Linked DNA regions of Homo sapiens: region 1 is linked to region 2. The links are chromatin contacts, found by Hi-C or POLR2A ChIA-PET in ENCODE. All regions are on one chromosome and are shown on one strand. The core of a region is the stretch at or near the end of the contact, and the rest is flanking DNA. Distances in the headings are between cores, read along the strand shown.

Region 1 (4,532 bases), core at 899-3,398, 87 kb after region 2:
CTAGGCTCTAGCAGTGCTTCCACCTCAGCCTCCCAAGTAGCTGGGACCAGCTCACGCTACCACTCCAGCTAATTTTTGTATTTTTTGTAGAGACAGGGTTTTGCCATGTCACCGAGACTGAGTTACTGTATTTTCTTAGCAGAATATTGTCCCAGTGAGCTTTTTCCAAAAGAGAAAAGGTACAGCCAATAAAAGTTTGTGGTTGGGTATTGGGAGTTGGTGTTGTTCTGTTTTGTCCTGTTCATAAAAGTTTTATTCTCTTTAGCTCTCATGCTTTAGTTCTAATTTATTCACAGATTTTTGCCCAGTAACTTGATTTTATACTTGGCTTTCTATATTGTGGCTCCAATTTTTCTTCCCAGTTTATACTCTTATTTTTCCTTTCTTTTTCTTTTCTTTTCTTTTTTTTTTTTTTTTGAGACAGTCTTGCTCTGTCGCCCAGGCTGGAGTGCAGTGGCGCGATCTCTGCTCACTGCAGCCTCCGCCTCCCAAGTTCAAGCAATTCTCCTGCCTCAGCCTCCAGAGCAGCTGGGATTACAGGCGCCTGCCACCAAGCCCGGCTAATTTTTTTTTTTTTTTTTGAGACGGAGTCTTGCTCTGTTGTCTGGGCTGGAGTGTAGTGGCCCAATCTCGGTTCACTGCAACCTCCACCTCCTGGGTTCAAGTGATTCTCCTGCCTCAGCCTCCTGAGTAGCTGGGATTACAGGCGCCCACCACTATGTCCAGCTAATTTTTTGTATTTTTAGTAGAGATGGGGTTTCGCAGTGTTGGTTGGGCTGGTCTTGGAACTCCTGGCCTCGTGATTCGCCCACTTCGGCCTCCCTGAGTGTTGGGATTACAGGCATGAACTACTGCGCCCAGCCAATTTTTGTATTTTTAGTAGAGACGAGGTTTCACCACGTTGGCCAGCCTGGTCTTGAACTCCTGACCTCAAGTGATCCGCCCACCTCAGCCTCCCAAAGTGCTGGGGATTACAGGCGTGAGCCACCGTGCCCGGCCAGAATTTGAACTTTAATTCTTCAAATTGTATAGCATTTTCAGGTACCATCGAGGGCTTTTCTTCTGTACTTCTGTGTGTTCAAATATGGACCTTGTTCCAAAAAGGTCCAAAAAGGTTGAGTTGTGGTTCCCTGTAATGTCAAGAAATCTGTTAATGCATGAGACCCGGAAGATGTTTGAAAGTGACTAGTGAGAATTGGGTTGGTTGCTGTAGGATATTGTCATTTAAATTATTAAGTGAATATATTTATATATTTAAAAATTAGATGTAGGTAAGCCTCAGAAATGGGAAAATGGAGATAAATCTTAGGAGAGATTTTTGAATCTTTTACTTAAGACTGTGTTCAAAACTTTGTCTATTTGCTATTTATTATTTTGATATATTAATTGCTAGTGAGATTAAGACATTTTTGACACATCCTCTTCATTTAAGGTCATGGATGTTTTGTATCATTCTTATATAAGCATATTTGTAAGACTTTTAGAGGTATTCCTTTTTTAGTCCTATTTTTTTTTACTAGGGAATTATGACTCATTTTGGCACTTAGCTTTTGTAGCTTACTACCGTATGACATTTTATATCTTTGCAAAAACCAAGTAATTAGACCATTCATCACAATTTCCATACTTAAAAAACTAATACTAAGTTTTTACATGTTATCAATAAAAGTAGCATTTTAACAATTATCCTTTCCACATTATTTGATAAATGCTATTGGTTTTGTCTGTTATTTTTATAAATATATAATTTGCTTTAATTACTTAAATGTTCCTTGAGCCTTAGAACTTAAATCCTGATGAGGGTTTTACTTTTTAAAATACTGAAGTTTATTATTTATGCATGTTTTACAGAAAAATGAGTGGCTTTTAAAAGATCAAAATTAAAGGCTTAAACATGGAATCTCTAGGACATATAAAATATGAGTAGAACTGTGTATTTATAAGATGTTAATGTAAGACTTCAGGCCTTGTAATATCTTAAAGGAACCACTTCACTGTAAGGGAGCAGTTTGTCTTTCTACCTTTCCAATTGTATTGAGATTTTGCCCAGTATGTCTTTTTACTTAAACACCTTGGTGAAAGCTATCCAGCATCCTGTTTTAAATCTCCTTTGTTGCACTTACCATAATTACTTTCAGATCTGTTTCCATTCTCAGAAACTGAAACTGTAAGCTCATGTGAGTGGGGAATCCGACTTGTTTTATTGCATGTGAGCTGAGCACTGTGCCTTGTGTCAGTAGTCAGTGGTGTTCCTTTAGTCCTTGTTATGTTAATAAAAAAGCTTTGGTTTTTGCAAGACTTTGTTTTTAGAGATTCTGGAAAGGAACATATTAACCAAAAAGAAGAGCTGACTTCAATTTTACTTGTCTTGAAAATAACTGACTACTAAAGGGATGTCAGGGAACATTAGTGAAAATGGAGAACTTAAGGAGTTAAAGTTTTAGCTGTTTTTTTCAAAGGATATTGTCCTTCAAAATCTTTACCTTGCATTTTTGTTACTGTGATTTAAGATGGTTGTAATTATCATTGATTGATGATACCTATCAAAAGGCAACCCTAACCAACCATTTCTGCTGGATTCTGAATGCCGAGAAAGAAAAACTGAGAAATTTGTGAACTATTACAAGTCGTCTGTAAAATGAGATAATAATATCAACTTCACAAGGTAATTTAGGCTTTCGTGAAAACTAGAGTGTGAAAATGCTTAGTAATGTGCTGGGCACACTGCAGGTGCTCTACAAATAACTACTGATAACTACTTTTTTTCATGAGTAATTGTACATTTTCTTTCTTCCTTCCTTTCTTCCTTCCTTCCTTCCTTCCTTCCTTCCTTCCTTCCTTTCTTTTCTTTTCTTTTCTTTTCTTTCTTTTCTTTCTTTCTTTTTTTGTTTTCTTTTGTTTTGAGACAAGATCTTGCTCTGTTGCCCAAGCTGGAGTGAAGTGGTGTGATCTTGGATCACTGCAACCTCTGCCTCTTGGGCTCAAGTGATCCTCCCTCCTTATCCTCCTGAGTAGCTGGGACAACAGGCGCACATCGTCACACCCAGCTAATTTTTGTATTTTTGTAGAGATGGGGCTTCACTTGGTGTTGAATTCCTGGGCTCAAGCGATCCACCCACTTCGACCTCCCAGCGTGCTGTGATTACAAGAGTAATTGTAAATTTAAAATGAATTTCTTTCCCATCCCAAACCAGTATCAAAATGCAAATATAGTAAATTACTTTTTAAAAGAGAGATGTTTAATGGCAGTTGTTGGTAGTCTTTTGAGTCTTTAAGTGGGTATATTATAGAAAAACAACATATCTCTGCTTGGAGGGAAGATTTAACTAAAAACAAGAAAAAGAATAGTAGATGAACCATGATTCTTTAACATACAGGTTGCAAACTAGTGACCTGTCAGTTGGATTTGGCCTGTAGGCATGTTTTTGGCTTATAATGTAATTTTTTAAAAATTAGTGGCCAACAATTAAAAATTGGGAGAGTTTTCAAAAGAAAATGCAGATTTCTGACTCATCTTGAAAAATGGTAAGATGGGCAGCACAGGGCCTGTATTCCCAATTGCAGCCCTCAGTGGAGCTAAGTAGGCTGTTCTCCCTGCCATCTGCCCGGCTCTCAGTTGCCATCACTCACTGCATTTGGACTCTTTCTTCATATAGTGAGCCGAGGGGGGAGTGATAGTCTCATGTTCCTATCAAAAGAGGGAAACCTAAAATAAGGCCATTTTTGTTTTTGTTTTTGTTTTGTGAGACGGAGTTTCGCTCTTGTTGCCCAGGCTGGAGTGCAATGTGAAATCGGCTCACCGCAACCTCCGCCTCCCAGGTTCAAGCGATTCTTCTGCCTCAGTCTCCCAAGTAGCTGGGATTACAGGCTTCCGCCACCATGCCCAGCTAATTTTTGTATTTTTTAGTAGAGACGGGATTTCACCATGTTGGCCAGGTTGGTCTTGAACTCCTGAGCTCAAGTGATCCACCCGCCTCGGCCTCCCAAAGTGCTGGGATTACAGGCATGAGCCACCACACCTGGCCAGGCGATTTGTGTTTTAAGAAAAACAAGAAAGCATGTAATTCTTTGCGAAAATAATGAACATTTCTATTTATATCTGTCAAAAGTCCTGTTTCTTAGGAGTTAAGACATAATTCATAGCAATTAATATATGTGGAGAAGATACGTAATGAAAAACTAACTAGAAGAGGAATTCAGACATTGAAAGGGATTATTTTAAAGTGAGAATAAAATTAGTAGTGCCGCTGTGAGGAAAATAATCTTCACGTACTTACGTATGATGAGAAACTTCCTAAGTGTCTAGAGATGGCAAGAAACTTTGTATGTTTTGCATGACAGTAATTGTAAATATGAGCTTATCTGGAAATATTGTTTGCATAGATGTTAAAAATATGGGCAGGACAATGTGTACTAAAATGCTGAATTCTAGTGAGGCTGACATAAGCTTATTTTTTAAATTCTTTAATTTTTGTTTTTATATATTTTTTGAGACAGGGTCTCATTCTGTCACCCAGGCTGGAGTGCAGTGG
Region 2 (4,730 bases), core at 222-2,721:
TTTGAGACCGCCGGGGCCAACATGGCGAAACCCCATCTCTACTAAAGATTCAAAAATTAGCCGGGCGTGGTGGCACCCACCTGTAATCCCAGCTACTCGGGAGGCTGAGGCAGGAGAATCGCCGGGAGGCCGAGGTTGCAGTGAGCCGAGACTGCACCATTGCACTCCAGCCTGGGCGACAGAATGAGACTCCATCTTCTCTGTGTCATGCCAGTGTGCGAGATTTGGCCGCAGCCATGGGGGTACAGAACAGCACATAAGGAGCCTAGACTCGGGAGCAGGTCCTATCCAGGCGCAGGGAGAAACCCCAGGGAAGTTTTCTCTGCCGCTGGAGCCCAGGGAGATGAGACAGGCACTGAGTCAGGGCAGGCCTTGCTTCGGGGCGCTGGTTCATGAAGCTCGCTCTGACAGCAGGGCTGAGTGTGGGCGGTCGAAGCGGCTTTTGCCCGAGACAGAGGCCGGTGCCACGGCCTGCTCTGCTCTCGAAGGCAAAGTGCCTCATCCATCCAGGCTGCGCTGTTCATGGACACCTTGTGTTCTGGGGATGGAATGAAGCACCCAGCACAGCGTCTGTCACACGGGAGGTGCCCTTCTCTGTCCCTACAGAGAAGGGGCAAGGATAGACGGTTCTGAGGTGAAAACTCCGCAGGGCGAGGTGGCATTTTGCAGTAGTGAAAAGCCTTAGATGGAGCAGTGGGAAGAGGCTGCCCCTGCAGAGACTGGGAACACAGGGAGGGGAGGCTGGAGAGGAGTTGGAGGAGAAGCGGCGGGTGGAGGCGAGGCCTTGCCGGGGCACAAGGAGGACATTTCCGTCTCTTCCTGGGGAGGCGCTTCTGGCACCTTCCGGGGCGGCCTCCGGCTGTCTTCGCCCAGCCCGCCAGGCGGCGTCAGGGCTCCGGGGGCGCGCGGCCAGCCCGCCCTGCGTCTCCTTCCTCCTCCTTCCCGGGCTGGGGCCCAGGCGAGCGAGACGGGCCGGAGCCGCGGGCCCCCGCGCCGTTCCCAGGCCGCGCAGACATTAACTCATTCCTGCCTAGGGGGAAAGAGGCGGCCGGGCGGGCGCGCGCTGGAGTCGGCCTGCCTCCACCTCCCTCTCCGGGAGGCCCGGCTGCCAAGCGGAGTCCGGGGGCGGCTGGCAGGCGGCCCCGTATGAAGTGGGGCGTGTGGTCCCGAGCCCCCCTCCGCTCCCCTTCCCTCCAGGCTCTTCGGATCCGGGCGTCAGAGAGGGCGGGGAGCCCGCGCGGGACCCGGAGCGCCGCGGCCGCAGCCGCAGCTCCCCCCGGGGCCTCCTCCGGGCCGAGGGCGGCGTTCGCAGGCCGGATCTTATCGCTGGCGCCCGAGGTGGGCGGCCGCTCCCCGGAACACCTGAGGCCCGGGAGGGGGCGGGCGGCGGCGGCGCGGAGACCCTGCGCGCGGGCCGGGGACGGTCACGTTGGCCCGCGGGCCGGGCGGCGGCCAGGCGCTTGCGGAGAGCCGGGCCCGGCCCGGCGTGAGTCAGAAATCACCTTGTTTAATTACATATCCCCGAGCCCGCCGAGTGCGATAGGGGACTTTTGAACTTGCCAATTAGAGATGAAATATCACCTTCTAATTTAGACTGGCTTAATTCCGTCACGCAAAAATAGCAACAGCCCCGGGGCTGCGAGATGGGATATCAGGTCTCTCCTGGCGTGACGGCGAGCCAGGCTGAAGGATGCAGAAGCTGAGGGCTGCGAAGCGCCACTGCCTGCTCGCCCCCCGACGGAGTCGGGGTTGCGACGGGGGAACGGAGCTGCCGGGCCGGGCCACCGAGGCCGGGGAGGTTCCTTCTCTGGGTGGGTTAGCCCCAAGCAAGGAAGCCGTCAAATCGGGGTCCAGATTCTAGCCTGCCTCTGTGAGACCTCTGTGTTGTGGGGGCTGGAAAAGAAAAGGAGGTGGATCCGGGAGTCTGTAAGGCCTTCCGATGGAGGGAAGCGACTGCCAGGCAGGGGGAATAGGGTTAGTATTGCTGGAGGGAGGCAGGAAAGGTGGGCCAGGGCCCTGTTTACTTGAAAGGGGGCGTACTAAAGCCTGTTTTGCTGCTTGGGGAGTTTCTAAGCGGGCATCTGCTGTTGAGTCTGGCAGCCTGAGCTCGTTTCGGCTAAGCAGTTCACCAGCTGGATGACTTGGAGGCAGCCATTTAAGCTCTCCAAGTCTCAGTTCCTCATCTGTAAAATGGACTTGCAAATATTATCTGCCTCCTTGGATTGCAGCGAGTAATAAGGCACGTAAAGGGCCTGGCATGTGGAAGCAGTCATTTTGGTGAAGGCAGCACCACGCAATAGAAATTTCCTATTAGCCACATTTTTAAAAAATAAAAGAAAGCAAGTTAAATTCATTTTAATATATTTTCTTTGACTACATATATTTAAGATATCAGGCCGGACGCAGTGGCTCACGCCAGTAATCCCAGCACTTTGGGAGGCCGAGGCGGGCGGATCATAAGGTCAGAAGATCGAGACCACCAGGGTAACACGGTGAAACCCCGTCTCTACTAAAAAAGTACAAAAAATTAGCCGGGCGTGGTGGCGGGCGCCTGTAGTCCCAGCTACTCGGGAGGCTATGGCAGGAGAATCACTTGAACCCAGGAGGCAGAGGTGGCTGTGAAGCCGAGATTGCGCCACTGCACTCCAACTTGGGCGACAGAGCAAGGCTCCGTCTCAAAAATATATATATATATATATAATTTCAACATATAATCAATATAAAATAATTATTAATGTGCCTTCAAAATCTGGTGTGTGTTTTACACTAACGGCACTTCTTGGTCGGACTAGCCACATTTCAGCTGCTCATCGGCCACGTAGCACTATGTATTGGACACCGCAGGATTAGGGCTTCTGGTCTTAATCTTTTTATTTTTTGAGATGGAGTTTCTCTTTTGTTGCCCAGGCTGGAGTACAATGGCACGACTTCGACTCACTGCAACCTCCACCTCCCGGGTTCAAGAGATTCTCCTGCCTTAGCCTCCCGAGTAGCTGGGTTTACAAGGCGCCCACCACCATGCCCGGCTACTAGAAGTTTTAGTAGAGACGGGGTTTCACCATGTTGGCCAGGCTGATCTCGAACTCCTAACCTCAAGTGATCCACCGGCCTCAGTCTTCCAAAGTGCTGGGATTACAGGCGTGAGCCACCGCGCCCAGCCAATCTTAATCTTTTTTAGCAGAGAATTGCACTTCACAAAGAAAGGAAAGAAAATGTTGCACAGAACCCCCTTATATATAACAGAGGGATGAAGCTGCTCTGAAGTTGTGCTAGATCACCTCTCCCTGCTCTCTGTCCCTGGTGGTGTTCCTGGAATCACTTCTTCCCCCAGCATTTTGATATTCTCTGCAAAGTTGTTAGGGAGGGTGACAATACCTCAAATTTGGGCTGTACACATTTACAAAATCCATTCACTATGTCACCCCAGCAGGTCCCCAGCATGCCCTGTGGGGCAGGCAGGGTGTCAGGCATTCCACCACCACTGAATAGACCTCAGTCTCAGGTTATCTGACTTCAGGATGTTCCATTTCCCTTCCCTCCTCTCCCCCAACCCTAGGCGCTACCAGTCTAACTGGGCTGGGCTTCCCTAGGTGAGCAGCAGGCCATGAGACAGGCTGACAGTACATCTGACCCTGACACCCAGGTTGCCCCCATCCTTGCCATCCTCACTCACATTTAGTGACACACTATGCCAGGTACTAGGCTACGCTCTTTATATTTCTTACCTTCCCTTAATCCTCATAATAACCTTGTGAGATACTAAGAATCAGTATTGCCAGTTTTAGATGAAGAAATTGAGGCCCAGAGAGGTTAAGGAACTTGCCCAAGGACACAAAACCAGGAGGTAGTAGAGCTGGATCCTGCAGCCAGGGCTCTTGGCTATGCTATCAAGACTCCACAGCAGGGGGTCTCCTTCATGTTGAAAATGACTCCTCCCTGACATGTTGCACTGAGATTTTCTAGAAATTGGACTCATATTCTTTACAGAGGCAGCTTGGGATGATAGAATGAATGGATTTGGAGATGTATTCCCACTTACTAGCTCTGTCTGAGCCTCAGTGACCTCAAGTGTAAAGAGGGAATAATGTGAAGACCGATTCAGATGACAGATGCTATGTGCCTCGTTACCCCTAAAGGGGAGGAAGATTCCTTATGGAGAAGGTATTATCTTTTTTTTTTTTTTTTTTTTGAGATGGAGTCTTGCTCTGTTGCCCAGGCTGGAGTGCAGTGGTACGATCTCGGGTCACTGCAAGCTCCGCCTCCTGGGTTCACGCCATTCTCCTGCCTCAGCCTCCTGAGTAGCTGGGACTACAGGCACCCGCCACCACACCCAGCTAATTTTTTGTATTTTTTTAGTAGAGATGGGGTTTCACCACATTAGCCAGGATGGTCTCGATCTCCTGACCTCATGATCTGCCCACCTCAGCCTCCCAAAGTGCTGGGATTACAGGCGTGAGCCACCATGCCCAACCGGTATTATCTTTTGAAGGCCTCACTGGCAGGATGGCTCCAGGGCAGGGCTGTGGAGGGTTTTATCTCTTCTTCCTTCAACAACATGGATGGATCCTATCTACCTGGTCCCTACTCACCCCCAGCACAGGGATTTCCAGCTCACCCAGCTCTGAAGGGTGGGTCACCTGGGAGTGGAAGGTGCAGAGTGGGAGCCACAGGCTGCCCCAGGCGGTCCAGGGGAACCAGGTGGGAAAGAGAGACTGGAGATGGGGCCAGGG

Evidence for each region. Hi-C counts contacts between places; a loop is a spot of excess contacts on that map. ChIA-PET counts read pairs that join two places held with the same protein, here RNA polymerase II (POLR2A). Pooled maps may share reads with other maps.
Region 1: a map of A673 shows a loop between it and region 2 (3-fold over the local background). The contact joins two enhancer-like sites. A Hi-C loop is called at or near these places in 5 of 168 maps with a recorded cell type or tissue (A673, G401, GM12878 and 2 more), 11 of 37 single-sample maps with no recorded cell type and 10 of 50 pooled maps. POLR2A ChIA-PET finds 5 or more read pairs at or near these places in 6 of 52 experiments (GM12878, H1, RWPE1 and 3 more).

What each region holds. Positions count from the first base shown.
Region 1 is chr10:86,796,668-86,801,199 of GRCh38, forward strand. The region is part of intron 1 of BMPR1A (bone morphogenetic protein receptor type 1A); the gene reads left to right. Among named protein-coding and RNA genes, the nearest start is that of BMPR1A, 42 kb to the left of the region's middle. Within about 2 kb of position 2,149, at least 3 of the 41 ENCODE cell types and tissues checked have a DNase peak (open chromatin) inside an H3K27ac peak, as active enhancers do; they include A673 and GM12878, where a contact is called at or near this core.
Region 2 is chr10:86,710,385-86,715,114 of GRCh38, forward strand. All of the region lies in intron 9 of LDB3 (LIM domain binding 3), which reads left to right. Among named protein-coding and RNA genes, the nearest start is that of BMPR1A, 44 kb to the right of the region's middle. RefSeq lists enhancers at 404-1,023, 1,024-1,643, 2,188-2,237 and a silencer at 758-1,447. Within about 2 kb of position 1,472, at least 35 of the 41 ENCODE cell types and tissues checked have a DNase peak (open chromatin) inside an H3K27ac peak, as active enhancers do; they include A673 and GM12878, where a contact is called at or near this core.